Linked DNA regions of Homo sapiens: region 1 is linked to region 2. A link is a contact called in ENCODE Hi-C or POLR2A ChIA-PET data. All regions are on one chromosome and are shown on one strand. Each heading gives the region's core, a stretch centred on a gene start or an enhancer-like site at or near the end of the contact. The rest is flanking DNA. Distances are from core to core; before and after follow the strand shown.

Region 1 (2,700 bases), core at 110-2,609, 62 kb before region 2:
AATGGGGAGAGTACCTTGTATTCTGATTAACAGTGTAATGGCCAAGGAAGAACTAAGATTCCTGTCTACAGCCACGAATGAATACCACCAACAAACACTGCAGAAGCCATGGGATATCGCCCTCTTTACCTGCAAAGGCTGACCTACATGGACTCTTTCTCAAGGGGAGTACAAAAAATCACAATGCAGCACTGCCAATATTCAAAATGATAATGAGCTAAAAACAGCATAAATGCTAAAACTGGATTTTGAGGCCAGTCACCTCAAAATGAGGTTACAGAAAATGGACCACCACACAAATCCAAACTATGGAAATACCGTGCTTGGAACAATTACAGCGTGTGTTTGTGGTAGAGAAGCATAGAGACAAAGGGAAAAGTCAAATCCTGCCATTCACTTTACGAGACTACAAGCACGCATGCATGTGTATTAAGTACACTCAAAATAATTCATAATCCCGTCACTTAATCCTCTTTCGGGAAGCCACATTTTCCCCACCAATGCAACACAACAGACATACCAAAGTGGTAGGAGAATGCCTAGGGAAATGAAAACTCAGGCTGGTCCCCCTGAAAAACAGCCCCACTATTGATTCCCACGTGCATCATGCTAGCTCAGCTCTTCATTCCCTTACAAGTGCTGTTCCTGGAGCCCTTTCTTCTTCTTCACCCAACTTAAAAAATCAGCTGCAACATGACCTAGGCAGTCTTCCCTGACTCCTGAGTTTGAACAGGATGCCTCACCTCTGCGCATGCCACCATCACTGCTCACAGAACATTAGCTTCAACAATGAACTAACTCATCACACTAGGAGCAAGGAGCACATTCTCCTCCAGCTGATGTCCCCAACACAGTGACTGATACACAGGAAGTGCTCAATATTCTGTTGAGTAAACAAACTGGAAAAGCACAGTAAATGAAGGGGAAACAAACTTGAATACTAGTTTGGGCACCTAATGAATGTCTGGTACCATGCTAGGCATTTTATCCATATTATCTCATTTAATCCTAAAAAAAACCTTACATTCAGTTTACTGATGATGAATCCAAGACTCAGAAAAGTTAAGTAACTTTCCTATAATTAAATAACCAATAAGTAGCAGTGCCTAGATTAAAACTCAAATCTGTCTGAGTCTACAATGCCTATTAAACAGAATGAAACACATATTTAGACTCCATCCCCTCCATTATCTTTAATCTTTAGGTACCAGACAAAAGCCAGGTTGGAAACACTCCTCCATGTTTATACCAAGGCCCTTTGTGGAAAGTCCCTAAAAGCACATCACTGACTTCTCATCAACACCACAGCCAATCCCACTCTCCCTTGTAGCCACAGGCACTCACTGCACAACACTTCCTTTTGCACACACATTGCTCAATGTTTGCCTTGCTACATCCCACCACATGAACCCTCAGTGCCAAGCACATGAACACAAATAGCCCAACACCCAGCTGGCTTGGCTTTTAATCCAAAAGAGGAAGAGGGAGGACAAGGATACATGCCTACCCTCCTCAGAAGCTGCAGGTGGCCTGCTCCCAGACAAAGTGTTAAACAACACACCTGGGCAGGTACTAGAGTAGAGTGGATTCTCTTCTCTCTAAGGTATTCCAGATCTCATATCTCTGCAATGGTCATTTCCCACTTCTTGTCTCCTCTCATAGTCCCTATATGGTTTGCATTTGTGTCCCCACCAAATCTCATGTTGAGTTGTAATCCCCAATGTTGGAGGAGGTGACTGGATCATGGAGGCGGATTTCCCCCTTGCTGTTCTCATGATAGTGAGTTCTCATGAGATCTGGTTGTTTAAAAGTGTGTAGCACCACCCTGCTTTCTCTCTCTCCTGCTCTGGCCATGTGAAGACGTGCCTGCTTCCCCTTCCGCCACAACTGAATGTTTCCTGAGGCCTCCGCAGCCATGCTACCCATACAGCCTGCAGAACCATGAGCCAATTAAACCTCTTTTCTTTATAAATCACCCAGTCTCAGGTATTTCTTTATAGCAGTACGAGAACGAACTAATACAGTCCCCATGATGTGTAGTATAGCAAGTTGGATAAGGGCCACTGTCTTCCTAAAGAAATATGTCTGGACTCAAGGGCCAAGCAGGTGAGAGGATGTTTCTGTAACTCTCTTTCTGGGAAATAGCTCCAAAGTTAGTAAGAGATATCCAAGGTTGGATAAGATGGCTGTGTTAGGAATTACCAAGCAAAGACAAATTTGTTGCATCAGATACTCTGCAGAGAGTAACTTCAAGAATGCCAAGTAAACAGTATCACTCACGACAGTATCACATACAAATGCTCCAACCTAGTTTCAGTGTTTGAGGTTCAGAAGTAGTGTCACGTTAAGACAGGGAAATGATGGTTGCTAAAAACAACTTCCTTCCTTCTCCTTATAGAGATTCCTGATGAGATCAAAACCTCAAATGGTTGGGAGGCAGAGGCCTAACTAAAGCATTCAGGCAGCTTGGGTCCCAGACCCCCAATCACTGCCACAGGTCATCTTTTCCCGCATCCTGCCCACTGCCCTACAGGAATGCAAGTGACAAACTTTAAAAAGCTTCTGAAGACCCAAAATCTAAGAAGTGAAGGAAGTGAGAACCTTGTTTTAAAAGCTAACATAGTGAGTTCTGCCATAAAGTCAAAGTCCAGAGAGGCAAATAATGTCTGGCACCCAGACCCTACCGACAGCACATACTCG
Region 2 (2,700 bases), core at 13-2,512:
AAGGAAAGGAAAAAAAAAATGAAGAGGAAATAATAGAGTTCAAGTGGTTTACCTCTTATTACATGGTGTGCTAGAGACTAATAATATTTGTTGTTTACTAACAGCCAGGCACTGTACTAAGTGATTTAATGTGAAAACATATTTAATCCTCAAACTCCATCAATCAGTTGCTGTTCTTATCCCCATTCTAGAGATAAGGAAATTGAGACATAGGGAAGTTAAGTAATTTGTCCATAATTCTAGGGCTAGAAAGCGGTGGAGATGGAATTTGCACCCAAATAATCCAACTTCAAAGCTTATACTCCATAAGAAGTATGAGGGAGTCAGTACCTTAGGAATACAAACTGGTATAAATACATTCCTTCTAGATCCATTTTCCACTGGAGTTGGGGGTACCAAATCCCACCCAAAAGGTATCCCTCTTTGTGCAACACCTGAGCACTGTATTTTCTTCGACCCTTGTACACCCTCCCAAAAGAGCCTTCTCCAATCATCTCCAACACGTGGTACTTTTCCATGACAGAGGTTTCAGGATCTCTTAGAAGGAAGAAAGTAGAGACGGTGAAGAGCTATAGATCCAGGGACAGTTCCACAACATCTGGGACGCCTAGTTGGGGCACGGGAAAGGAAAAATGTTAGCCACCTTGCCTTTTCCTCTTTTTCACAATAAAGCCTCAAAAAACATGGGAGGGTGGAATGCATGCAAAGATGATGCGCTCTTGGAACAAACAGAGCTTCTCTTTGTAGTTCCTCCCCACTTTCATCCTCCTGTCCCCAACCCGGCCCCATGCCCAACTAACACCTGGTTCCCCTTCTCCCTCACCCAGCCTGGCTCACTCGACCCTACTCTTTCAACCTAGCCTCGCCCAACCAACCCTGCTCCTTTGAGTCTCCCCCAAGTTCCTGCCACTCCCAGACTCCTCAGCACCCGCTCTCAGACCCCCTGGCCCGTGCGCTTCGCAGGCCAGAGCCCCTCTCTCACCCCCAGCCTAGGAGCTCCAAGCTCCTCAGGCCAAGGGACGGATTCCCTGGCGTTTAGCCCCATCTCTTCTGGCTGCCTGCATACGTTGCCTGACTTATAATTCTTCTCCACCCGCCTCTCCCTCCGGTCTCTTTCGGCTCCCTTTCTTACAATTTTACTCGCTAGAACTGGTGAGAAGTTCAGAGGACAAAGGCGCTCAGAGGTGTGGAATGGACGGCGGACCACACATGGGCACTTCCTGGGACACATCCGAACTGCCTCAGGGCCATCAGGCCCGGCTAAGGACCCGGAGTCTGCGGTTGCCTAGAAACGACGCTAGCTGCCCACCCCTCTTAGTTTTCCGCCTCCGACTTCCCTAAGGGCATTTCCGGTTCCGGCTGCGGGCCGGTGAAGATATGGCGGCGTCTGCGTCTGCAGCTGCAGGGGAGGAGGACTGGTAACTTTGGGGGCATGGGCTTTGGCTGACAGCCTGGATCTAGTCCAGAGGCCTAGCAGCTGTCGCAGACGGTCCGTACGGCGGGCGTGTGGGGTGGAGCGAGGGATGAGGGATGGCAGAGATGCTGACATCTCTGGGAAAGCTGGACTGGGGAACGGGAGGGTGGAGGGGCGCTGATCTGAGTGAGAGGAGAACGGGTCGGCGCCCGCCAGGCCAGTTCAGGCCTCGCCGCATCCGGTTCGATCCCTTTTCCTCCAGCTTCACGCCATCCCTTTCTCTCCTCCTCAAATGAATTTTCTCAGGGGCTTTGGGGGATGCCTGCCCATCAGACCTCCCCATCTCCCTTTCTCCTCTCAGAACCAGTGCCCTCCAGTTCCGGCCCCCTTTCCCCTTGGATCAGCCTTTTTCCGCCGACGCTTTCCTCAGCCTTCTCTCTCTCACACAGCACTAGTGAGGACTATTGTATGAATAAAGCTTTACACTTCATATAAAGTCCCTCTAGTCCTTCTCTCAAGCATTCTTAACCAAAGACTAGAACATGGAAGGACTCTGGGATTTGGAAGTAGGATCAATGTGGGTTAACTCCACATTTTATTAGCTGTGTGATGCTGAACAGGCCATCTAGCTTCTGTGAGTCAGTGTCCTCAGCTGTAAAAAAAAAAAGTGGGTGTGGCATTTACCTCAGAATAGTTGAGAGGATCACGACGGATTTGTAATATACTTAAGTCTGTTTTTTGTTTTGTTTTGTTTTGTTTTTTGAGACAGAGTCTCACTCTCGCCCACGCTGGAGTGCGGTGGTGCGATTACGGCTCACTGCAGCCTCGACCTCCCCAGGCTCAGGTGATCCTTCTGCCTCAGCCTTCCGAGTAGCTGAGACTACAGGTGTGTGCCACCATGCCTGGCTAATTTTTGTATTTTTTGTAGAGACGGAGTTTTGCCATGTTGGCCAGACTGGTCTTGAACCCCTGGGTTCAAGTGATCCTCCCACCTCAGCCTCCCAAGGTGCTGGAATTACAGGCGTGAGCCACCACACCCGGCCTCCTTTTCATTAATAACTGAGGTGCAGGCACCTGGGAAGACTAGATGAGTCCCAAAGAAGTAAAGTGATTTGCCAAAAGATAGAAAATTATGAATAGAAATCCATATCTGTCTGACTCCACACCTTAGATTCTTTGTACTAGGACATTCTTCAGTCCCCACTCCCCCAATTTTTTTTTTTTTTTTTTTTTTTTTTGAGACGGAGTCTTGCTCTGTCGCCCAGGCTGGAGTGCAGTGGCGCAAT

Evidence for each region. A loop is a pair of places that touch in the nucleus more often than their neighbours do. ChIA-PET counts read pairs that join two places held with the same protein, here RNA polymerase II (POLR2A). Pooled maps may share reads with other maps.
Region 1: a loop to region 2 is called in a map of astrocyte of the cerebellum, with 3 times the contacts of the local background. The contact joins the enhancer-like site here to the promoter of STK36 in region 2. A Hi-C loop is called at or near these places in 2 of 168 maps with a recorded cell type or tissue (astrocyte of the cerebellum and mammary epithelial cell) and 4 of 50 pooled maps. POLR2A ChIA-PET finds 5 or more read pairs at or near these places in 3 of 52 experiments (H1, IMR-90 and MCF 10A).

The regions. Positions count from the first base shown.
Region 1 is chr2:218,732,535-218,735,234 of GRCh38, reverse strand. All of the region lies in intron 2 of TTLL4 (tubulin tyrosine ligase like 4), which reads right to left. Among named protein-coding and RNA genes, the nearest start is that of TTLL4, 23 kb to the right of the region's middle. Within about 2 kb of position 1,359, at least 12 of the 41 ENCODE cell types and tissues checked have a DNase peak (open chromatin) inside an H3K27ac peak, as active enhancers do; they include IMR-90 and mammary epithelial cell, where a contact is called at or near this core.
Region 2 is chr2:218,670,648-218,673,347 of GRCh38, reverse strand. It overlaps STK36 (serine/threonine kinase 36), which reads right to left and starts at 1,262. Exons shown (of 27, transcript NM_015690.5): 1 at 1,133-1,262; 2 at 435-607. The coding sequence starts at 518. RNF25 (ring finger protein 25) reads left to right here and starts at 1,346. Exons shown (of 10, transcript NM_022453.3): 1 at 1,346-1,418. The coding sequence starts at 1,378. RefSeq lists an enhancer at 1,342-1,441.